Linked DNA regions of Homo sapiens: regions 2 and 3 are each linked to region 1. Evidence: read pairs that join two places in POLR2A ChIA-PET (ENCODE). Cell type or tissue: MCF 10A. All regions are shown on one strand. Region 1 overlaps ABCC1 (ATP binding cassette subfamily C member 1 (ABCC1 blood group)). Region 2 overlaps LOC107984869 (a long non-coding RNA gene). Region 3 overlaps CEP20 (centrosomal protein 20).

What was found. Peaks named below come from ENCODE experiments on the same cell type or tissue, not always from the same donor. Only the 100,000 strongest peaks of a DNase experiment are listed, where the experiment ranks them.
Region 2: POLR2A ChIA-PET joins it to region 1 with 12 read pairs; 7 of 35 experiments call an interaction of 5 or more read pairs at or near these places.
Region 3: POLR2A ChIA-PET joins it to region 1 with 11 read pairs; 18 of 35 experiments call an interaction of 5 or more read pairs at or near these places.

Annotation. Positions count from the first base shown.
Region 1 is chr16:16,018,624-16,026,623 of GRCh38, reverse strand. The region is part of intron 5 of ABCC1 (ATP binding cassette subfamily C member 1 (ABCC1 blood group)); the gene reads right to left. Among named protein-coding and RNA genes, the nearest start is that of ABCC1, 73 kb to the right of the region's middle. RefSeq lists an enhancer at 4,258-4,552. In MCF 10A, no CTCF peak of the experiment used is centred here; DNase peaks (open chromatin) are centred at 853, 4,363 and 6,963.
Region 2 is chr16:15,895,662-15,903,661 of GRCh38, reverse strand. LOC107984869 (a long non-coding RNA gene) reads left to right here. Exons shown (of 3, transcript XR_001752339.2): 3 at 670-1,114. Among named protein-coding and RNA genes, the nearest start is that of CEP20, 11 kb to the right of the region's middle. RefSeq lists an enhancer at 3,225-4,424. In MCF 10A, no CTCF peak of the experiment used is centred here; a DNase peak (open chromatin) is centred at 3,831.
Region 3 is chr16:15,870,203-15,878,202 of GRCh38, reverse strand. CEP20 (centrosomal protein 20) reads left to right here. Exons shown (of 5, transcript NM_144600.4): 4 at 4,576-4,712. It also overlaps the pseudogene RNU6-213P. Among named protein-coding and RNA genes, the nearest start is that of CEP20, 14 kb to the left of the region's middle. In MCF 10A, a CTCF peak has its summit at 3,140 (motif pointing left); a DNase peak (open chromatin) is centred at 3,152.

The DNA.
Region 1 (8,000 bases):
CTAATTTGCACACTCAAAGAGCTTTGTCAAATTCTTCTCCTCAGGCCGCCTCTCTTCTATGGATCTAAACACAGATTTTCAGATTATCTCAAGTGACCGATAGGGAGGCCAACACAGGGTCCCCCCTTCACTGGCAAAAAAAAAAAAAAAAAAAAAAAGGAAATAGCCTTTTTTTTTTTTTTTTTTTTTTTGAGACGGTTTCACTCTCATCGCCCAGGCTGCAGCGCAATGGTGCGTTCTCAGCTCACTGCAGCCTCCGCTTCCCAAATTGAAACAGTTCTCCTGCCTCATCCTGCCACATAGCGGGGATTACATGGTGCACACCACCATGCCTGGCTAATTTTTGCATTTGTAGTACAGACGGGGGTTTTATCATGTTGGCCAGGCTGGTCTCAAACTCCTGACCTCAAGCGATCCACCCACCTCGGCCTCCCAAAGTGCTGGGATTACAGGCATGAGCCACTGCACCCGGCCTGGAAACAGCCTCTATCTGACGTGGAAGGCCTTACTTGACAACAAAGACAACTAACTTCTGAAGTAGGTCAAGGATTGACAATAAAAAAGGAGGAAAAAAAATCATGGGGCACTGGATTGTAATCCAGGGAGCATGTCATTTAACCCAAACCAAGGAGAATCTTTTGACATCACACACTAGGTACAAAAGACAGAGCCACCTCCAGGGGGTTTCCCAGCCTCAGACACTGAAATACAGTAACTCCTGTCCCAGATAGCATGAAAGCAGCTTGTGAACTGGTCCCTCTTTCATTTGAAATGAAAACAATTCAGAGAAGTCCTGGCTGAAGGCAGAGGGAGGAAAAGCCTGATTCATCCAAACAGAGTGATGTGTTCTTTGGCATCCACCATATTGACATCTACGTTTGGTACCAGATGAGCTGGCCAGAAACCCTGTGGTTTGAACCAATTAGGTACGGCAGCCCCAGGCACTGATTCTTGGAGCGCAGGGTAGTTTAAGGACCTTGTCTGGGTCTTTCAGCATGTTGACCTGTTTGTCAGAAACACTCTCAGCTTTTAGTTCTAACGGGTTTTCTGCTGGTTACCTCCGCTCTGCACTGCCAAAGTGCCCCCCACAACCCCTGCACCCAGCAGGAGGCAATGCGTGCAGCAGCAATAATGTTTAGAGCAGTGATCCTCAAACGCAGCTCTGTCACCAGCATCGGTGGCACCTGGGAACTTGTTGGGAACCGCAGATGCTCGGGCCCCACCCAGACCTACTGCATCAGAAACTGTGTGGGTGGGGACCAGCAATCTGTGTTTCAAGCGTGAGAACCCAGTGGGAGGGTTCCTGACACATCACCACTCTGACCCTCAGTGTCTTCATCTGTCAAGTGGGGAGACTGATCATCCTGCCCTACTGTGAGGACTAAATAAATAATACAGTGCACCCAGCTGTTATCCTTATTATTAGACGGAGCCTAAATGTCCAGCAGTAAGAGATTTGCCAGTATAACGTAAACACTGGTGATTTGTTTGCCCTGTTGCTTACCAACTGTGCAAAATGCCTCCCTGCCCAGGACCTCCGTTTCCTCTACTGGAGCACACCCCAGAATCTTTGCCCATGCCCTTTGCCCATCAACTTGTCTGTTTTCTTTGTTTTTTTGTTTCAAGAGATGGGGTCTCACTATGTTGACCAGATTGGTCTCAAGAAATCTTCCCCCCTAAGCCTCCCAAAATGCCAAGACTACAGGTGTGAGCCACGCACCTGGCCCTTTTTCTGGTTTTTGATGCTGTAGTGGGCACAGGGGAATATCCTGGCTCAGCCTCCCTCTCTACCTGCCTGGGTGCCTGCAAAGGCTTTTTAAGTGCCACCGACCTCACCCCCATGTCCAATGTATCCTCTTCCTTTGAGCCTGAGGATCTTCCACAACCTGTCCAACCTGAGTGTGTCATTCCACTGGTGAAAAACCTTTCCTCAGCTCCCACCACAGTAGGGTTAAAATTCCAAGTCCTGGCTGGATGTGGTGGTTCACCCATCCCTGTAATCCTAGCATTTTGGGAGGCCAAGGCAGGGCATCACTTGAGCTCAGGAGTTCAAGACCAGCCTGAGTAACATACAGAAACCCCATCTCTACCAAAAACAGAAAAAGTTACTTGGGCGTGGTGGCACGCAACTATGGTCCCAGCTACTTGCGAGGCTGAGGTGGGAGGATCGCTTGAGCCCCGGAGGTGGAGGGCACGGTGAGCTGAGATGGCACCACCGCACTCCAACCTTGGTGACAGAGTGAAACTCCATCTCAAAACAAACAAACAAACAAAAAATTCCAAGTCCTTATTGTGACACATAATTGCACCCTTGATCTCTGATGCTGACTCTTGCCTCTCTTTTCGCTTACATCCTAGCCCTTCCAATCTAGCCAAGCAGAATTCTTTTTTTCTTTCTTTCTTTTGAGACAGAGTCTTGCTCTGTCGCCCAGACTGGAGTACAGTGGCGCGATCTCGGCGCACTGCAACCTCCGCCTCCCGGGTTCAAGCAATTCTCCTGCCTGAGCCTCCCGAGTAGCTGGGATTACAGGCATGCACCACCACACCCAGCTAATTTTTTTATGATCAGTAGAGACGGGGTTTTACCACGTTGGCCAGGCTGGTCTTGAGCTCCTAGTCTCAGGTGATCTGCCTGCCTCGGCCTCCCAAAGTGCTGGGATTACAGGCATGAGCCACTGCACCCAGCCTAGCCAAGCCGAATTCCAAGTGATTCCCAACACCCACAAGCTCCCTCAACTGGACCTTTGCACATGCCAGTTGCTCTACCAGGAGCACCCTCCCACCCCACCACCTCCAAACATATTCACCTGGCCAGAGCCTCGCATTCCTTAGACTTGAGCATCCCCTCTCCTCCCTGGATGCTAGCCCTGGAGCCCCAGGCTGAGTCAGGGACCACTCTCCCAGCCCCCACAACTCCCAGCACTTCCCTCCCTCAGAGCCCCCACTGTCCATCCTGCAGTTGTTGGTTCAACTGCCTGCCACCCACCTTCCATCTCTCCTCCAGGGCAGTGGTCAAGGTCTGTTTCTTTCTAGCTCAGCCCCTGGCACAACACCTGATTATTAAATGACTGAAAGCATGACGGAGAAATGGAAAGAAAATGGAGTTTCAACGCTTTAATCAACGGTCCAAGATCAGGCCTTGGTGGGTGGGGACAGAGACTGATCATGAAGGGGCACGAGGGAACTTCCTGGCGTCCTTGCAGTGTTCTATATCTTGACAGGGGTTTAAAGTATTCCTTTACCAAGATTCATCAAATGCTAACTTGAGATCAGCAATTTCACTGTATGTAAATTTTAAGCAAAAAACTCAGAAGTGTAAACAGATCTTAAACTCTAGCTAATGATTTACTTGGAAGTGGGTGCATGAAAGAATACTAATATATTTCGAAGGAAGTTTCAGATATCAAAAAAACTAGGTTCAGTGGCTCAGGCCTGTAATCCCAGTATTTTGGGAGGCTGAGGTGGGAGGATGGCTTGAGGCCAGGAGTTCAAGACCAGACTGGGCAACATAAGGAGCCCTCACGCCTACAAAAAATTTAAAAATTAGCCAAACACAGTAGTGTGCACCTGTAGGGCCCAAGCTACCTGGGAGGCAGAAGCGGGAAGATCATTGGAGCCCAGGAGTTGGAGGCTGCAGTGAGCTATGATCACACCACTGCACTCTAGTCTGCGAGACAGAGTGAGACCCTATCTCAAAAACAAAAAACAAAACAAAAGTAGCCGGTTGGCTGGCTGATTAGCTATCTGGTTAGACAGACAGATATGTGACAAAGCAAGTTTAGCAAAATGTTAACTGTGGCTCTAGGTACCAACTATATGACTGCTCACAGTAGAATTCTTTCGACTTTTCTGTAGGTTTAAGAATGTTCATAGTAAAATGCTGGGGGGAAAATATTACATATTATACAGACAGGACTAAAAATACCTCTTACTGCAAACGAGCTGAGTAGCTTTCACTGAATGTTCCAAACCAGTGATTTGCAACCCTGAACCACCTGGAGATCTTGTTAAAATGAGTTTGACTTGGTAGGTCTGGGATGAGGCCTGAGACCCAGCATTTCTAGCAAGCTTCCGGGGGATGTCGAGCATTCCAACTGGTCCAAGGACCTCTGCTTTCAGCTGGGACCTAATAAATGATCTCCTTTGGCCTTGATCCCCTTATCTACAAGACCCTCCTCCCCCAAACCTAAACCACAGACTCAGTGCCAATGAGAAAAAAGGCAGGAGACTGGGGACCGGCCGGAGCTCTGGCAGTCTTGGTCAGCCCTGCCCAGGCTCCCAAAAGCCTCGGCAGCCCCAGAGCCAGAAGGACAGATGGGAGGAGCCCCACCAAGCAGCCAGGGCTGGAATAGACATCTGAGTCATGGAGTGGGAGCAGGGCCAGCTGGGGAGGATTGGCCGACTCAGTGACTCAGCACGAAGTGGCCTGGAGGAGCCAGCCCTGCCAGCTCCCACCCACGCCCTGCCTGACCTGACCCCAGCCGCCCCAGGCCTTGGCTGATCACTCTGAGGACAGGCGACAGGTGATGGATGGCCTGCTGCTGCTCTGAGGATGGGAGAGCAGCAAGCCTGGACTCTCCCCATCTTCCTGGCTCCACTGTGATTCAATCCCTGAGAGTGATGGGAAAACAAGCAAACAGGTTGTCCCGTTGTCCTCCTCCCCAGATCACAGGGCTCAGGTCTGGGACAGAGAGAGGAGGTGAAGCCAACAACAAATCGAGTTGCAACCCGTTTTCAAGAAGGGGCTGCTGACGTCCCCAAAGGAAGAGCACCGAGCCCAAAGCCACAAGTCTAGCTGATTCTCACAGGACCTGGTTCCTACCCTTCCTTGCCCCCATCTCAATTGCTAGGCTACGTTGCTAGGTAGTTATGTGGTTATTTTGTTTGTTTGTTTGTTCATTTGTTCGTTGTTTGTTTGAGACAGGGTCTCAGTCTGTTGCCCAGACTGGAGCGATCTCAGCTCACTGCAACCTCCGCCTCCCGGGCACAAGCAATTCTCCTGCCTCTGCCTCCTAAATAGCAGGGATCACAGGTGCTCAACACCATGCCCAGCTAATTTTTGTATTTTTAGTAGAGATGGGATTTCACCATGTTGGTCAGGCTGGTCTCAAACTCCTGATCTCAGGTGATCTACCTGCCTCGGCCTCCCAAAGTGCTGGGTTTATAGGTGTAAGCCACCACACCTGGCCTTGAACAAGATTTTTAAAAGCACTTAGCATCACTGAATTGCATACTTAAAATGGTTAAAATGGCAAATCTTAGGTTACATATATTTAACCCCCCAAAATGCAACATTAAAAAAAAAAATAAGGCTCTTGACACCATGCCAAGCCTTCAGAACATCTGTGCATACATCAGTCCCCTTCCTCTTTCTTGCTGGTAATACTTGAACAGGATGAAGGCAGAGAAGCAGCTTAATCTGATGTCCTGTGAGGCCTCATGCACACTTCACCCTTATGCAAGACATAATATACGTGCCACATGTACTGAGCACCTCCCCATATAACACAACAATAAATTACCACTACAGGCCCACCGTGTGCCTGGCTGTGTCTTAGGCACTGAGGTTACAAGGTGGATACTGCCACGTGAAGCCTCTAGCCTAACACAAAGCCATTATTTAGCCAAGACCCTCCCATTCAGCAGTTACAACCAAGCGAAGTGACATGATTGTGCACAACAGCCAGTCGTGAGTTCGAATCTCTGCTCTACTACTCAGGTCGAGCAAGGCACTTATGTCTGCGATTGTTTGTCTGTAAAATGAGAAAAATAGTACCAAGTTCACCAGGACTGCTGTGAGAGTCAAGTGAGACATGCATATAAAGAACTTAGCATAGTGCTAGCCAGTACACCGCAAGCATCTAATAAATGTCGATTCCCGTCCTTGCCTTGCATAGGAAGAAAGAATGCCTGCAAATGGAAAGGGGACAAAAAAGGAAGCTAAAAAGTCATCAGAGCTAAAGAAATGCTTAGACCAGGGGTGGACAAACTTCTTCTGTAAAGGGTCAGATGGTAGGTATCTTAGACTTTGTGGGTGCTACAGTCTCTGTAGCAACTACACAACTCCACTGCTGCAGCTCCAGACACCTGTAGACACTATGTGATGAACGCGAGTGGCTGTGTTCCAATAAAACTTTATTTACAAAAACAGGCAGCAGGCCAGATTCGGCCCATGGGCTACTGGCTAACTCCTGGTCTAAACTCTAATCTGCAAAAAGGTAAATGGCAACCCCATGGGGTTCCTGAACAGGAACCCAGAGGGAAGTTCAGGCTTCCTGGACAGAGAGTGTCAGCCAATCAAAGTGTTCTCTCCTGGACAGGTGCACAAATGTCAGAAATGCAGCAGCCTGCACACCCACATTTGACACCCTGCTGGATCTCACTGCACAAGAGGCAGACCACAGCCGGGCACGGTGGCTCAAGCCTGTAATCCCAGCACTTTGGGAGGCCAAAGTGGGCGGATCACTTGAAGTCAGGAGATCGAGACCATCCTGGCCAACACGGTGAAACCCCATCTCTACTAAAAATACAAAAACTAGCCAGGCATGGTGGTGTGCGCCTGTAGTCCCAGTTACTCAGGAGGCTGAGGCAGGAGAATTGCTTGAACCTGGGAGGCAGAGGCTGCAGAGCCAAGATCATGCCACTGCACTACAGCCTTGGCGACAGAGCGAGACTGCAAAGAGACAAACCACAGTGTCTTCCACCATCTTGGAAGACCAGCAGTGACACAGGAGGAGCCGAGCTGGGGGAGATGACACAGAAACAGAAAACAATGACTGGGGAGAAGAGTCAGGGTGTCCCAGCCCCACAACAGTGTAGCCTTTTAGCCGCCAGAGCTGAGAGCTTCATGTCACCCAGGGTGGCAGAGCAAATCCCAGGCCCAGGCTGCCAGGAATGCAGAAAGCACAAAAAAAGGTCCAAGTCAGATCTGTGAGTCACCCTGGTACACACACGCCCAGGGGAGAAGTGAAAGGGAATTTATCCAGATTCCCAAGGGAGATCAGAAATTAAGAAAGTCCCTCCTTCAAAAAGCTTCCAGAACCATCCATGGCAAGAGAGCTCTTCCCAGGCTCCCAGAGGAAGCTTGATGGGTTGGGTGATCCCCACGCCAGCCAGGCAGCCCCAACCAGACTCTGTTTACCCTGAGCAATCCAAGGTCTGCAGCCACCCAGTTGAGGTGTGACTTGTTTTGTATAAATCCCAGTTCTAAAGAATGGCTCGGCCAGACACGGTGGCTCACACCTGTAATCCCAACATTTTGGGAGGCCGAGGCGGGTGGATCACTTGAGGTCAGGAGTTCGAGACCAGCCGGGCCAAGATGGTGAAGCCCCATCTCTACTAAAAATGCAAAAATTAGTCGAGCATGGTGATGGGCGCCTGTAATCCCAGCTACTCAGGAGGCTGAAGCAGAAGAATCGCTTGAACCCAGGAGGCGGGGTTGCAGTGGGCCGAGATCATGCCACTGCACTCTAGCCTGGGCAACAAGAGCAAGAATCCGTCTAAAAACAAAACAAAACAACAGAAAAAAACAACAAACAAAAGACAAAAAAGAATAGCCCAACATTTGACAAACAGGGACACTCGGCTGCCACACACTTACACACACTGATACACAATACATATAACAGCCACTGACTCATGAGCCCCTCTCTTCTGTGTCAGGCACCAGCCAGGGATCCAAAATGGGGTGACCCCTGGGCTCAAGCGATCCTCTAGCCTTGGCCTTTCAAAGTGCTGGGATTACAGGCATGAGTCACCATTGCCTTTGTGAACTTTATACATATGCAAGCACACACAACACAAAGACACACACACACACAAACACACACATACATGAACATAAACACACTCACAAGCACACATTCACATATAAGCACATACACGCATATACATGCCTATGACTACCGAGACACACAAGCAGGCACATGCACACGTACACACAGATGCACAGGAATACATACACAGATGTGTGCACTTGCTCATTTCTCCAACCCAGCTCC
Region 2 (8,000 bases), 120 kb after region 1:
TACAGGTGCAAGCCACCACACCTGGCTAATTTTTGTATTTTTAGTAGAGACGGGCTTTCGCCATGTTGGCCAGGCTGATCTCGAACTCCTGACCTCAGGTAATCCACCCGCCTCGGCCTCCGAAAGTACTGGGATTACAGATGTGAGCCACCGCACCTGGCCCATTAGCTCATTTTAGCCACGATAATATCCCAGGAGTTAGGTACTATTATGGCCTCCTTTTAATAGCTGTAGAAATGGAGGCCCAAGAACGTGTGTGGTGGCTCACACCTGTAATCCCAGCACTTTGGGAGGCCAAAATGGGCGTAATACTTGAGGTCAGAAGTTTGAGACCAGCCTGGCCAACATGGCAAAACCCCATCTCTACAAAAATACAAACATTAGCTGGCATGGTGGTGCATGCCTGTAATCCCAGCTCGTCAGGGGGGCCAAGGCAGGAGAATTGCTTGAAGCCAGGAGGCAGAGGTTGTAGCAAGCCAAGATTGCGCCACTGCACTCCAGCCTGCACAACAGACGGAGACTCCAACAAAGAAAGAGAGAGAGAGAGAGAGAGAGAGAGAGAGAGAAGGGGAGGGGAGGGGAGGGGAGGAGAGGGGAAAGGGAAAGAAAGAATGAAAGAAATGGAAGCTCAGAGAGGTGCTTTTTTTTTTTTTTTTTTTTTTGCCCAAGGCCACACAGGTACCCAGGATTCACCATCCAGTTCAGTGTAACAACAGAGCTTGCGCAGATAACCAGGATGCTGCAGTGGGGCTCTAGGTGGAAAATCAAAGCTTCAAGGAGATCAGGGACATGTGTGTAAGAATCTTCTCGCAAACCAGGGCAGCAGGGAGGGTCCAGTCATGGAACCAGGTGCCACCTCACCTGGCTGAGTTCAAGATTGGCTCTAACCCAAATCACCTGCAAGACCTTGAGCAACATACTTAACCCTTCTCTGCTTCAATTTTATTTTTGTTACATTGATCGAAAGTCAGAAAGGAAAGGAAGTCCTCATTGGTACAGAGGTTAGGAAAATTGGAAGAGATTTTGGAGAGGGTATCAGGTTTATCCTACATTCTTTATCAGCATGAAAAAGTCCTCCTTTGGGCTTTTTGTTTGTTTTGATTTTTGTTTTTTGTTTTTGGGGTTTTTTTTGAGACAGAGTCTTGCTCTGTCGTCCAGACTGGAGTGCAGTGGTGTGATCTCGGCTCACTGCAGCCTCCGCCTCCCAGGTTCCAGCAATTCTCCTGCCTCAGCCTCCTGAGTAGCTCGGACTACAGGCGCCCACCACCATGCCCAGCTAATTTTTGTATTTTTAGTAGAGACAGGGTTTTGCCATGTTGGCCGTGCTGGTGTTGAACTCCTGACCTCAGGTGATCCACCCACCTCGGCCTCCCAAAGTGCTGGAATTACAGGGTTGAGCTAGCCAAAAAAGTCTTCACTTGGTTAAGCACAGTGGCTCACACCTGTAATCTCAGAACTTTGGGAGGACAAGGTGGGAGGATCACTTGAGGCCAGGAGTTCAATACCACCTTGGGTAACATAACAAGAATTTGTCTCTACAAAATATTAAAAAATAAAAAAAAATTAGCCAGGTGTTGTAATGGTACGCACCTGTAGTCCCAGCCACTCAGGGAGGTTGAGGTGGGAGAATCGCTTGAGCCCAGGAATTCAAGGCTACAGTGAGCTATGATTGTACCACTGCACTCTAGCCTGGGCGACAGAGCAAGACCCTATCTAAAAAAAAAAAAAAAAAAAGGCCGGGCACAGTGGCTCACGCCTGTAATCCCAGCAATTTGAGAGGCTGAGGCGGGTGGATCACTTGAGGTCAGGAGTTTGAGACCAGCCTGGCCAACATAGTGAAACCCCATCTCTACTAAAAATACAAAAAATTAGCCGGGCGTGGTGGTGGGTGCCTGTAGTCCCAGCTACTCAGGAGGCTGAGGCAGGAGAATCACTTGTACCCGGAAGGTGGAGGTTGCAGTGAGCCAAGATCACGCCATTGCACTCCAGCGTAGGCAAGAAGAGCGAAACTGCATCTAAAAAAACCAAAACAAAACAAAACAAAAAACTCTTCACGCTAGGATCTGTGAGTTCACAGAACAATTACACATCATAGATTTGTCTAGTCCAGCCCAAGTATCAAATACTCTGTCTACTTACTGGACAGATGAAACTAAAGGACCTTGAACCGGGCATCAGACTGTTTTTGCGTCTGGCCAAGTCTCTTTCCAGCTGTTTGACCTTGGGCAGTTCCCTTTAACTCCCTAAGGCTTGCTTTCTTCATCTTAAAATCAGGATGACAGTAGCATCTACCTCTTGAGATCACGTGAGAAATAAATGCAATGACGCATGAATAATGTTTCATACTGTATCTAGTATAGGGTGAGTACTTCTTCAAAAATAACAGCCACACCTTTTCCTAGGATTGCATGCAATGCAATAATATTGCAAATAAAGGCGGTTGTTGTTTTCTTCCTTAATAAATCAGGAGAGAATTAGGATTCTTTTGGGATTCAGACTAATCTCTTTGAACCAGCAGTTTGGATTTGGTTGCCATAGTGTCCTGGGCCATGAATGGCTGATAGAGAGACATGTCATATTTTCAACAGTTGCCTTGACTTGTCTGATGAGATGCCGTTTCTATTAAGTAGCTGTCTCCAATTTGTAAAATTCCATCTGTGGCTTTCCCCAACCCTTATTTTCCAACAGCCTCTCACTCCAGATCCTAAGAAAAGGCATATCTACCTGGAAGAAAAGAACTAAATCTTGGTAAAAGACATTTACCTTTTCTGAACTCAACCTTTAGTTTTTGTTCAACTGAGTTCCCCTGACAAAATGCATTTCAGCAAGATTTACTTCCAGAATTTCTTTATCTCTAATGCTTTTAGTAAAGAAGGCATTGAATGAATTTATTGCTCATCCCTCTGAAAGTGACCTGAGAATGTCAATGTACCTGTAGGATTTATTTTACTTCCTCTAAAGGACTGACAGTAATATCCAGCACCTTCCCCCCACTAAAAACATTCCACTTTGAGGCCAGGTGCAGTGGCTCATGCCTGTAAGCCCAGCAATTTGGGATGCCAAGGCGGGAGGATCGCTTGAGCTCAGGAGTTTGAGACCAGTCTGGGCAACATAGTGAGACCCCATCTTGATTAAAGAAAAAAAGTTCACTTTGAAACCTCTGGGCAGAGTGCAGTGGTTCACACCTACAATCCCAACAATTTGGTAGGCTGAGGCAGGAGGATCGCTTGAGGTCAGGAGCTTGAGACCAGCCTGGACAACATAGTGAGACCTTGTCTCTACAAAAAAAAAAAAAAAAAAAAAAAATTTTAATGAAACTTCTCACGTGACAATTTTAATCATGAGAACTATGTACATGCCACAGTCTGGAACTTGGGATCTCAAATGGTCATGGATTCCGTGTTCTCAGTCCCCATACAGAAGGGAGGAGGGCTGGCCTTTGGACTCCCCCAAATCTGGGTTTGAATCCCAGCTCCACCACTTTAAGTCTGGTTGCTCTGGGCCAGTTATTTAATGTTCTCTAAACATCAGTTTCGTCTGTGAGATGAGCTACCTTGCAGGACTTCATTCGGTCCTTCTACAAATATTTGTTCTACCGGAGCAGAGCAGGATAACAAGGCATCTGTCCTGTAAAGCAGTCCATTGGGCACCCAATGTGAAACAGAGCCTCAGCCCCACATAGGCTGCAATGCCACAGTGTGGTCCAGGGTTAGGGAATTCTGGGGAGCTCTGAGGGTGCCTACATTCCTGCTGTGCTCCTGGCACACATTGAGGAGAACGCCCTCTGCTCTGAACTTACTGAGTGATGAGTCACCCTTGAGCACCTGAGGAAGTGGAGCAAGTAGACCACAGGCAGCCTGGACCTGCCCCTGGTTTCTAGGATTGAGTCACAGCCTCCCTGGAAGACTTGAAAGAGAGATCAATTCGATCAAGGCTCCAGGGCTGGATCAAAGCCTAGGAAGTGGGGGAAAGGGAGGAGGAAGTTGGGCTTCTCCACGGTCCCAGCAAAGGCCTCAGCCTACAAATATTCTACAGATATTTGAAGAAGGACTGAATGAAGTCCCGCGAGGTAGCTTATCTCACGGATGTAACTGACATTTAGAGAACGTTAAGTAACTGGTCCAGAGCAACCAGACTTGCAGTGGTGGAGCTGGGATTCGAACCCAGATTTGGGGGAGTCCAAAGGCCAGCCCTCCTCCCTTCTGTATGGGGACTGAGAACAAGGAATCCAAGATTATTTGAGATCCCAAGTTCCAGACTGTGGCATATACATAGTTCTCATGTTTAAAATTGTCATGGGGAAGCCGGGCGCTGTGGCTCATGGCTGTAATCCCAGCACTTTGGGAGGCAGAGATGAGCGGATCACTTGAAGTCAGGAGTTCAAGACCAGCCTGGCCAACATGGCGAGACCCCATCTCTACTAAAATATATAAAAATTAGCCAGGTGTGGTGGTGGGCACCTGTAATCTCAGCTACTTGAGAGGCTGAGATGAGAATCACTTGAACCTGGGAGGCGGAAGTGGCAGTGAGCTGAGATCGCACCATTGCACTCCAGCCTGGGTGACAGAGTGAGACTCCGTCTCAAAAAAAAAAATTGTCATGTGGGAAGTTTCATTTTTTAAAAAAATGTTTTCATAGAAACAAGGCCCTACTATGATGCTCAGGCTGGTCTCAACCTTGTGGCCTACAAAGGCCTCAGCTTACTCCCTCAGCAAGCTCTGCCAGTGAGGCGGTCCTACAGAATTGTCCCAAACTGGGGTGAGAGGGCTGGAACTTGATACCCCAGCATGGACCAGGCATCGGAAGCCGCCTCCCCTCGAGCCAGGGGTATGACCTCGGACCTGGGAGAAGGGCATTGGTGATGCACCTCTGTTGGAAGCTTCCTTTATCTCTATGCCCCTCCCTCTTCTCAGACCTTTCACCCCCCAAGATACATTTGAGAAGAAGAATCGAATTAGCCAGGAAAGCTTTAGGAAGAAATGACATTTAAACAGACCTGGAGACCAGGCACGGTGGCTCATGCCTGTAATCCCAGCACTTTGGGAGGCTGAGGCAAGTGGATCGCTTGAGCCCAGGAGTTTGAGACCAGCCTGGCCAACATGGTGAAACCGCATCTCTACTAAAAATACGAAAAATTAGCCAGGTGCAGTGGCGCACACCTGTAGTCCCAGCTACTCGGGAGGCTGAGGCAGGAGAATGGCGTGAACCTGGGAGGCGGGGCTTGCGGTGAGCCGAGATCGCACCACTGCACTCCAGCCTGGGCAACAGAACGAGACTCCGTCTCAACAACAACAACAACGACAACAAAAAGGTAGACTGAGACCTGGAGAATGAGCAGAAATTAACCAGAACAGGAGGAAGTTTCCAGGCTGGGGGATGGGCACATGCAAAGGCCCAGTAGAGAGGGGGTTGGGGGAGAGAAAAGAAGAGAGGAGGGCGAGGGAGAAGAAAGAGGAGGAGGGGGAGGAGATAGAAGGGGAGGAGGTTGAGGAGGAGGAGGAGGGCTGGGAGGAGGAAGGAGGAGGAGGAAGAAGATGAAAGAGGAGGAGGGGGATTGGGGAGCAGAAGAAGAGAAAGGAGGAGAAGGAAGAGAGAGAGTTTGGGGGAGAGAAGGAGGGCAGGGGGAGAACAGAGAAGTGTCTGCAGTGAAACTGAAACAACCGAAAACGGCTGAGCAACGTTGGGTGAGTGGAGCAGAACTGGGGTCAAGTTGCACTGACTCAGCCATTTACTCAGAAGCAACTTCAACCCTCCAAACCTCAGTTTCCATCTGTAAAACAGGCATGATCACATCTGTCTCTCAGCTGTCTTCAGGATGCCATGAAACGACACACACACAATAAGGGCACCATCAATGTGAGTTGCTCTTTTTTATTATTATTGGCTATAGCTGAAAAAAAAAATAATGGTTAATCTGTTAATAATATACCTGTGGCCTAGAAAAAGTATGAAAAAGAATTCAAGAGTGGACAAATGTTTTCTTCAAGTGCCGGGTAAAATATTTTAAGTGAGTTCTGTTGCAGCTTCTCAATTCCTCTGTTGCCGTGTAAAAGCGCCCATAGACAATGCATTAAGAAACAGGCAGGCGGCCAGATGCGGTGGCTCACGCCTGTAATTAATCCCAGCACTTTGGGAGGCTGAGGTGGGCAGAATGCTTGAATCTAGGAGTTCAAGACCAGTCTGAGCAACATGGCGAAACCCTATCTCTACAAAAAATACAAAAAATTAGCTGGGCATGGTGGCATGCACAAGTAGTCCCAGCTACTTGGGAGGATGAGATGGGAGGATTGCCTGAGCCAGGGGAGGTTGAAGCTGCAGTGACCCCTTATCATGCCACTGCACTCCAGCCTGGGTGAGAGTGAGAACCTCTCTCAAAAATAAAAAAAAAAAAAGTGGGGGGCATGGCTGTGTGCTAATAAGATTACAGGCTGGGCATAGTGCCTCATGCCTGTAATCCCAGCACTTTGGGAGGCTGAGGTGGGAGAATTTGTTTGAGACCAGGAGTTTAAGACTAGCCTGGGCAACATAGCGAGACTCTGCTTCTACAGAAAATAAAAGAAGTAGCCAGGTGTGATGACACACACCTGTAGTCCCAGCTACTCAGGAGGCTGAGGTGGGAGGATCCCTTAGACTGGGATGTTGAGGCTGCAGTGAGCTGTGACTGCACCACTGCAGCCCAACTTGGGTGACAGAGTTAACCCCTGTCTGGAAAAATAAAAAAAAAGAAAAACAAAAGATTTTACATTTCTACAAACATTTTATATTTCTATGGAAAAAAAAAAGAGAGAGAGAAAAAAATGTGCACCTCTCGCATGTCACACATGGATTACCACTCACTCCCACTATTTGTTGGTCCAGCCACATTTCCACAATTGTGTGGGTGCCTGAAGGGTCAAAAGGACTCCTATAGGCAGCCTATGGGGCATGGCGCTAGACGGGCCCTCAACAACGAGCAAGAGATACTCAAGACAGTGAAGAGGAGGGGCTATTGGGCTGTACTTGCCCACAGCTGGTTGTGCACAGTAATGCATGTACATAGTTAAAAGTTAAAATTAGGCTGGGCACGGTGGCTCACACCTGTAATCCCAGCACTTTGGGAGGCCGAGACAGGAGGATCACTTGAGGTCAGGAGTTCGAAACCAGCCTGGCCAACATGGTGAAACCCTGTCTCTACTAAAAATACAAAAATTAGCCAGGCATGATGGTGTGCACCTGTAATCCCAGCTGCTCGGGAGGCTGAGGCACTAGAATTGCTTGAACCTGGGAGGCGGAGGTTGCAGTGAGCCCAGATCGTGCCACTGCACTCCAGCCTGGGCAATAGAGCAAGACTCAGTCTCAAATAAATAAATTAATTAATAAATTAAAATAAGTCTATGGACAAAAGTAAGGCTGGGTGTGGTGTTTTATGCCTGCAACCCCAGGCCTTTGGGAGTTCGAGGCAGGAGGATTGCTTGAGCCCAAGAATTTGAGATCAGCTTGAGCAACATGGTGAGACCCCATCTCTACAAAAAATAAAAATAGCTGGGCGTGGCGGCACGTGCCTGTGGTCCCAGCTACTCGGGAGGCTGAAGGATCAGTTGAGCCTGGAGGTCGAGGCTGTAGTGAGCTATGATGGTGCTATTGCATTCCAGCCTGGGCAACAGAGACTGTCTCAAAAAGAAAAAAAAAAGTAAGTCTCCATCGAACACTGACCCTCAATCACCGAGTCCTCACCAGAGAACATTTTTTATTTTTTTGAAACACAGTTTCACTATGTTGCCCAGACTGGAGTGCAGTGGTGTGATCACGACTCACTGCAACCTGGACCTCCCAGGCTCTGCAGGTCTTCTCACCTTAGCCTCTGGAGTAGCTGGGACTACATGTTCACTCCTACACGCCTGTCTAATTTTTGTAATTTTTTTTTTTTTGTAGAGATGGGGTTTCACCATGTTGCCCAGGCCGGTCTCAAACTTCTAGATTCAAGCGTTCATCCCGCTTTGGCCTCATAAACTGTGGGGATT
Region 3 (8,000 bases), 150 kb after region 1:
TCCCTCTTCTATTGGAGCATCTTAACTTCTATTGGAGCATCTTTCCTTTCTGTTGGCCCTGTTCAGATAGTAACTCCTTTATGGCATTTTCCTCTTTCTCTTCCTCTCATCTTCCCTTGTTTCTTTTTTTTTTCTTTTTTCCTTTTTGTGAGATAGGGTCTCGCTCTGTCGCCCATGCTGGAGTGCAGTGGCCCCATCTCAGCTCACCGCAATCTCCTCCTGGGTTCAACTGATTCTGCCTCAGCCTCCTGAGTAGCTGGGATTACAGGTGTGCACCACCATGCCCAGCTAATTTTTTTTCATATTTTTTTGTAGAGATGGGGTTTCACCATGTTGGCCAGGCCGGTCTCGAACTCCTGGCCTCAAGTGATCTGCCCACCTCCACCTCCCAAAGTGCTGTGAGGTTTTTTTGTTTGTTTTTTCAAGGCAGGGTTTCACTCTGTTGCCCAGGTCTCTAGAGTGCAGCGGCTTGATCATGGCTCACTGCAGCCTCGAACTCCTGGGCTCAAGCGATTCTCCCACCTCAGCCTCCCATGTAGCTGGAATTACAGGCATACGCTGGCATGCACCATCATGCCTGGCCAATTTTTGTATTTTTTTTAGAAATGGTGTTTTACCATGTTAGCCAGGCTGGTCTCCAATTCCTCAGCTCAAGTTATCCACCTACCTTGGCCTTCCAAAGTGTTGGGATTACAGGCATGAGCCACTGCACCTGGTAACAAGTGTTTTGAAAAGTATAAAAATTGTATAATTGAGAACAGTGGGAAAAATAATTGGGGGAATCTAAGCGTGACTTAGGATGAGCAGTGAGTTATTACATCATTTAATACAAGACATCATTTTACATTTAGCAGTTGATGGAAATAAGCAATGACTATTACTGGCTTCTTGGTAGCTTTTGAGATACCTACTTCAGATGAAAGTATTAAGAAGTTTGTGCTCACTTTAACAGCACATAAACTAAAATTGGAGCGGTACAGAGATTAGCATGGCCCCGGCAAAGGGATGACACGCAAATTCGTGAAATGTTTGATATTTTTTTAAAAAAGAAGGCCGGGCGCATTGGCTCACGCCTGTAATCTCAGCACTTTGGGAGGCCGAGGCGGGCAGATCACGAGGTTAGGAAATGGAGACCATCCTGGCTAACACGGTGAAACCCCGTCTCTGCTAAACATACAAAAAATTAGCCGGGCAAGGTGGCGGATGCCTGTAGTCCCAGCTACTTGGGAGGCCGAGGCAGGAAAATGGGCGTCAAACGGGGAGGTGGAGCTTGCAGTGAGCCGAGATCGTGCCACTGCACTCAGCCTGGGCGACAGAAGCGAGACTCCGTTTCCAAAAAAAAAAAAAAAAGTAAGTTTGAGAGAGGATGAGGAAGCAAAAAAAAAAGTTGCTAAAACGGCTTTATTTTTTAAAAGTTAGGTAACTTCTTTAAGCCCTTGTTTCTCACACTTCAGTGATTGGCATTCACAGAGTTTGCCATAGTCACATATTACTCATATTATTTACTTACAGATCTGCAGTGCTGCATCTGAAACCACTGAGGCCAGATACATGTTTGAAAATCCAAATGCTGTCGGGTTTTAAAATGACATGCCTGTAGTCCTAGCTACTTAGGAGGGTGAGGCAAGAAGATTACTTAAATCCAGGAGATTGAGGCTGCAGTGAGCCATGATCTTGCTGCTGCACTCCAGTGTGGGCCACACAGCGAGAGTTCTTTTTTTTTTTTTCGAGACAGAGTCTCACTCTGTCGTCCAGGCTGGAGTGCAGTGGCGTGATCTCGGCTCACGGCAACTGCCGCCTCCCAGGTTCAAGCGATTCTCCTGCCTCAGCCTCCCAAGTAGCTGGGACTATAGACGCATGCCACCACGCCTGGCTAATTTTTTGTATTTTTAGTAGAGACGGTTTCACCGTGTTAGCCAGGATGGTCTCGATCTCCTGACCTCATGATCCTCCTGCCTCGGCCTCCCAAAGTGCTAGGATTACAGGTGTGAGCCATCGGCCCAAGACTTCAATTCTTTAAAAAAAAAAAAAAAGTAATATGGTACATCTACCAAATACTACATGTATGTGCCAGGGAGTCCTAAAGTAGTATTCCACAATCACATTAATATTTTCTTTCTCTTTTTTTTTTTTTTTGAGTGCAATGACATGATCTCAGCTCACTGCAACCTCTGCCTCTTGGGTTCAAGTGACTCTTCTGCCTCAGCCTCCTGAGTAGCTGGGATTACAGGAGCATGCCACCACACCCGGCTAATTTTGTATTTTTAGTAGATACGGGGTTTCTCCATGTTGGTCAGGCTGGTCTTGAACTCCCGACCTCAGGTGATCCTCCTGCCTTGGCCTCCCAAAGTGCTGGGATTACAGGCTTGAGCCACCACACCCAGCACATTAATGTTTTCACACAAAGTAAGATAAAGTCTGTAATAGCCTTGTTAATAGCCTTGTTAGGTCAACCCTTGCCATCTGATGATTTTTTGCCAGATATATGAAGAGAATCCAGTTTTCAGAATTTTGCATTTCAGAATTACAGGCAAGTTATTGTGAGGCCGCACTTTTCTTTATCTTTTTGAAACTTATTTTAAAAGATAAACCTTAATCCATGAATTTGCAAGTTGCCTCTCCCTTCTGCACTCAAGCGATCCTCTCACCTCAGCCTCCCAAGTAGCTGGGACCACAGGTGCATATTACCTTCTGTGGCTAATTTAAAATAAAATTGCTGTAGAGCTAGGGGACTCGCTATGTTGTTCAGGCTGTCTCAAACTCCTGTTTGAGGCCAGGCTGGCCCCCCAAAGTCCTGGGATTACAGGCCTGAGCCCCCATGTCCAACCCAAAATTTTAATCACAAGTACATTTTTTTGAATATTTATTTAAAAAATAAAACTTTTAACATTTAAAAATCATCTTGAACCAGTTAACACTTTGGGGAAGATTAAAGTAAACAAAGAGACCTGTTTTATATTACTAGGTGACGCTTTCATAAGAGTTGCGGCATCTTATTAAATAAAGAAACTTACTTTCCTGGTTTCCCTGTGGCATGGAAAAATTAGTGTGATATTATTCCAGAATTTGGTAGCTTAGAACAACAACATAGATTATTTGTGGAATATTCGGGGATTTGGGATTGGCTTAGTCACGTAAGTCTAGCTCAGGCTCCCCCTTGAGGTTGGAGTCAAGATGCCAGCCAGGGTTGTAGTCGGAAGCCTTGAATGTGGCTGAACTATCTGCTTCCAAACTCATAATGATATTGACAGGCGGCCTCAATTCCTTACTGCATGTAACTTTCCAGGGCTGCTGAAGTGTCCTGAGGCATCTGACTTCTCCCAAAGGCAGCAATCCAAGAGAGAAAGCAAGGAGGAAGCTGCAGGGCCATTACCACGTGGCCTCTGAAGTCAGCTTTGTGCCAGTTAGAAGTGAGTTCAGCTCACACTCAGAGGGCAATGAGATTCCATCTTTGGAAGGGAGCGTCGTACTGTAAACCATTATACCAGCTAGTAAATAGATACATATCTCAAAAAATAAATCCTCCCCACAAATATATACACCTACTATGTACCCACAAAAATTAAAAATAAAGATTAAATCCTTTTAATTGTGTTTTCAAATTTGAGATTGGAAACAAAGGAAAACATTTCCATTGTACCACTCTTGATTGTCAGCAGAGCAGCTTTCCTTGATGCAAGAGTACTAATATAAATTCCCAGGCAGCACACTGTAAGGAAAACAATATGGGATTTGGGGTTCAAGTGTAAACTTTGTTTACTATCTGGGGGAATCTCTAGCAAATCTCCTGGCTGTGGTTTTCTCCTTTATAAATTGCAGTTGATGATCTTGACATTACACGATGAGGATTAGATGAGAAGAGGTATACGTTCTGTAAACTATAAAGAAGATTTTAAAATAATAGGTAATGTAAATATTAATCTAAATAAATGTTAGCTACACAGGAGCTAACATTTATATACCATTTCATATGTGCCAGGCACAGTAAAAAACACTTGACATTTATTAACTCATTTAGTGCATAACAGCCCTATAAGGGAGGGACGGTGCTTATCCTAATTTATAAAGGAAGAAACATTTATGAGGCTGGAGAGGTTAAGAATCTTACACAGAGTCCCACAGCTAGCAAATGGCAAAGCCAGAATTTGAACTCAGGTCACCTGGCTCTCAGGACCTAAGACTTTTTCAGGGCAAGGACTTATTAATCAAGAGGTGTTTATTGAATACCTGTTGTGTATTAGATGGGGTTAGGTATTGGGAAATACTCTACTGGACTTTGGAGTTTAAAAGAGATTCCTGTGGATTGATAGAAATGATATTTCAGTGTAGATGAGGTTTAAGTTGTTAACATGTTTTCTCTGGGTTTTAAAATTGTCATGAAATTAAGTGGTACTCTTAAATTTAAAAGTATGAACAATTTGCATTTTGGATAATCATGCCGCTTTTTAAAGTCTAGTGAATCACTTGGTCTTTTTGATGTCAGAGGTTACCTTTTAAAGAATAAATGTTTTAAGCTTTTCCCGTTTATGCAGATTTATTAGCTTTTGGTTTTGTTTTGTTTTCTTCCTGCTATAGACCTCTTTTATATGGGATTTTAGCCCATTTCTTGCGTGGAACTAAGGATGGCATCCAGAATGCATTTCTGAAAGGGCCTTCACTTCAGCCTTCAGACCCAAGTCTTGGCAGACAACCTAGTAGAAGAAAGCCAATGGGTATGAGTTTTCCAAGATTCATCATTTAGCTGTCAGCAAATATGTTTTCTTCCTATATATTTTTCTTTTGGAGTCTTTACTGAGCTTTTGAGTCATAGTTTAATTCTGCTTATATCTAATATGTCTAGCCTATGTTACTCCAAGAAACAGAATGCTTTTTGTAAAGAATCTTGGACAGGGAAGGGTGGGAGGCATAACTGGGCAGAATTCTTAGATGTAATTTCTTTATAGAAGTATTTAAAACTCTGGGCTAGGCACAATGGCTCATGCCTGTAATCCCAGCAGTTTGGGAGGCCGAGGCAGGTGGATCGCTTGAGGCCAGGAGTTTGAGACTAGCCTAAGTGACATGGTGAAACCCCATCTCTATTTTTTTAATTAAAAAATTATATTAATTAAATTTAAAAAAAAACAAAAAAATACTGAAAACTCCAATTTTCATGTAAATTGTAAGTATTTGGAGCAGCTTAGATCCTTGGTATACTGAATAAATAGCTTTTTATCAAGTGATTATTTTTTTTCCTCTCCATGACTGCAAAATAAAAGGTAAGATTGCTAAATACAGATAGAGAAGTCATTTGCATTTTTAGGATACTGTTTATGTTACAGTGGAAGTTACCTACAAGTTACAGATTGTTAGGAGAATCGCCCACATTTCTTTCAGATTGCCTGTTTTTTAAATGAGCTTTTGGTAGCTTTTAAATTTTTATGTATTTTTTTGAGACATAAAAATACATAAATTTTTATGTATTTTTTTGAGACATAAAAATACATAAATTTTTATGTATTTTTTCTAGTCACTCTGTCGCCTGACTAGAGTGCAGTGGTGCTATTATAGCTCACCGTAACCTTGAACTGCCGGGCTCAAGCAATCCTCTCACCTTCTTGCCTCAGCTTCCCAAGTAGCTAGGACTTCAGGCACCACACCCAGCTAATTTTTTAATTTTTGTGGACATGGAAGTCTCAACCGTGTTCACTAGGCTGGTCTTGAACTCGGTCTTAAGTGATTTCCCACCTCAGCCTCTCAGAGTGTGGGGGTTACAGGCACGAGCCTGTACCTGGCCCTGACTTATTTTGATTATCCCAGCAATGGGATCCCATTTTCACCATTTGAATTGAGTGGGTTATAGCTCAGTGTTTTCAGTTGTGGTAGAGAGCTGATCAATTTTTTTTTTTTTTTGAGACAGAGTCTCGCTCTGTCGCCCAGGCTAGAGTGTAGTGGTGTGATCTCGTCTCACTGTAAGCTCTGCCTCCTGGGTTCATGCCATTCCCCTGCCTCAGCCTCCCAAGTAGCTGGGACTACAGGCGCCCATCACCACACTCGGCTAATTTTTTGTATCTTTAGTGGAGACAGGGTTTCCCTGTGTTAGCCAGGATGGTCTTGATCTCCTGACCTCATGATCCGCCCACCTTGGCCTCCCAAAGTGCTGGGATTACAGGCTTGAGCCACCGCGCCCAACCAAGAGCTGGTCAATTTTTAAGGACAGTTAAAGGTGGGGTTTAGGCTGCCAATTATCAGAACAAATGTAAATCTTGAATGTTGACACGAACTTTTAGGAAACTTTTAGGAAACGCCTAAAATGTGGATTGCCTTTGTAGTTTCCTAAACTGCTATGACCAGTAGTGACCGTGTTAGATGCTTGGTGTCTCTTGAGGTCTGAAAGTAAACAGTGAATCAGGATAACCTATTTTGGAGGTGGTTTCTGACTGCACTAGGAGATATCTTTCTATATATATTAGAATGCTGAACTGGATGGAACGTTGGAAAATAAGTCATTCCCATCTACTTATTTCATAGTTGAGAAAACTTTAAGAAGGTTCCAATACTAAGAGGTTAAGTAACTCAACTAAGACCTGTAGCAGATAATTAGTAGCAGAATCAGCACATTTGATTGCTGTTCCCGTATACCTTTCCACATATAGATTATGGAGAAGTTTTCCAAATTCTCTTTTTAGGGATTGGTAAGGAACTGACATTACTGCCTACTAATTGGCAAGTACTTAACGAGCAAAATAAAACATTAATAGTGCAAGTACATGAGTAAATCTCTAAATTTTTTAAATAGTAAAAAGTTCCCTTTAACTTTCCTTTCTTCCTTCTTGCCTCTCCCTAACTCCTCAATTCTTCTCCCTTTTTATAGAAGGTGTCCCTGTTAGCAGTTTGCAGGGTATTCTTTGGGACTCATTTCTATTTTATTTTATTTATTTTATTTTATTTTATTATTATTATTTAAATTTTAGATGGACTGTCACTCTGTCACCCAGGCTGGAGTGCAATGGCACAATCTCACCTCACTGCAACCTCCGCCTCCCAGGTTCAAGTGATTCTCCTGCCTCCCAAGTAGCTGGGGCTGCAGGCATGTGCTACCACACCCGCCTAATTTTTGTATTTTTAGTAGAGATGAGGTTCACTGTGTTGGCCAGGCTGGTCTCCAACTCATGACCTCAGGCAATCCACCCCCCTTGGCCTCCCAAAGTGCTGGGATTACAGGTGTGAGCCACTGCATCTGGCCATGCCCAGCCCCTTCGGGACTCATTTCTGTGTATTTAAATATATATACATTGTTATGGTGCACGTTATCCTGCAATTTGCTTTTTTTTACTTGTTGATACGTGTAGATCTCGTTTTTAACTTTGTTTCATATTCCAGAGTATTATTACAATCATCCTTTTTTTAATTTTAGAGATGAGGTCTTACTCTGTCATCCAGGTTGGAGTGCAGTGGCACAATCATAGCTCACTGTAGCCTCAAACTCCTGGGATCAGTCTTTCCACATCAGCATCCCAAGTAGCCGGGACTATAGGGGTGCACCACTGCACCTCGCTTATTTTTTAATTTTTTGCAGTCAGGGTCTTGTCCTGTTGCCCAGGCTACTCTCCCACCTTATAATCACTCTTATTTAGTTTTAAATATTTTGCTTTTACGGTATTGTGATGTAACATTGTATCTTTGTCCACACATTACAGTATTGTGATGTAACATTGTATCTTTGTCTACACGTTTCTCTTGTGTGGATGCCTAAAGTAGAGTTGTTGGTTCAAAGGATATGCATATTTAAAAATGTAGTAGATATTGTCTAATTCCCCTCCAAAAAGGCTTTATCAGTCTATACACTTACCAAGAATATATGACAATATGAGTTTCTGAGTTCAGTTGTCACCAGTGGATATTGTACACCTTAACACTTCTTAACACAGCAACCCCAAGTCATTGATACTATCAGTCCCATAAAGAAAAATAACCGCTTGAGAAATAACTTTCTGGTTTGTAAGTTTCATAATCAGCCTTGT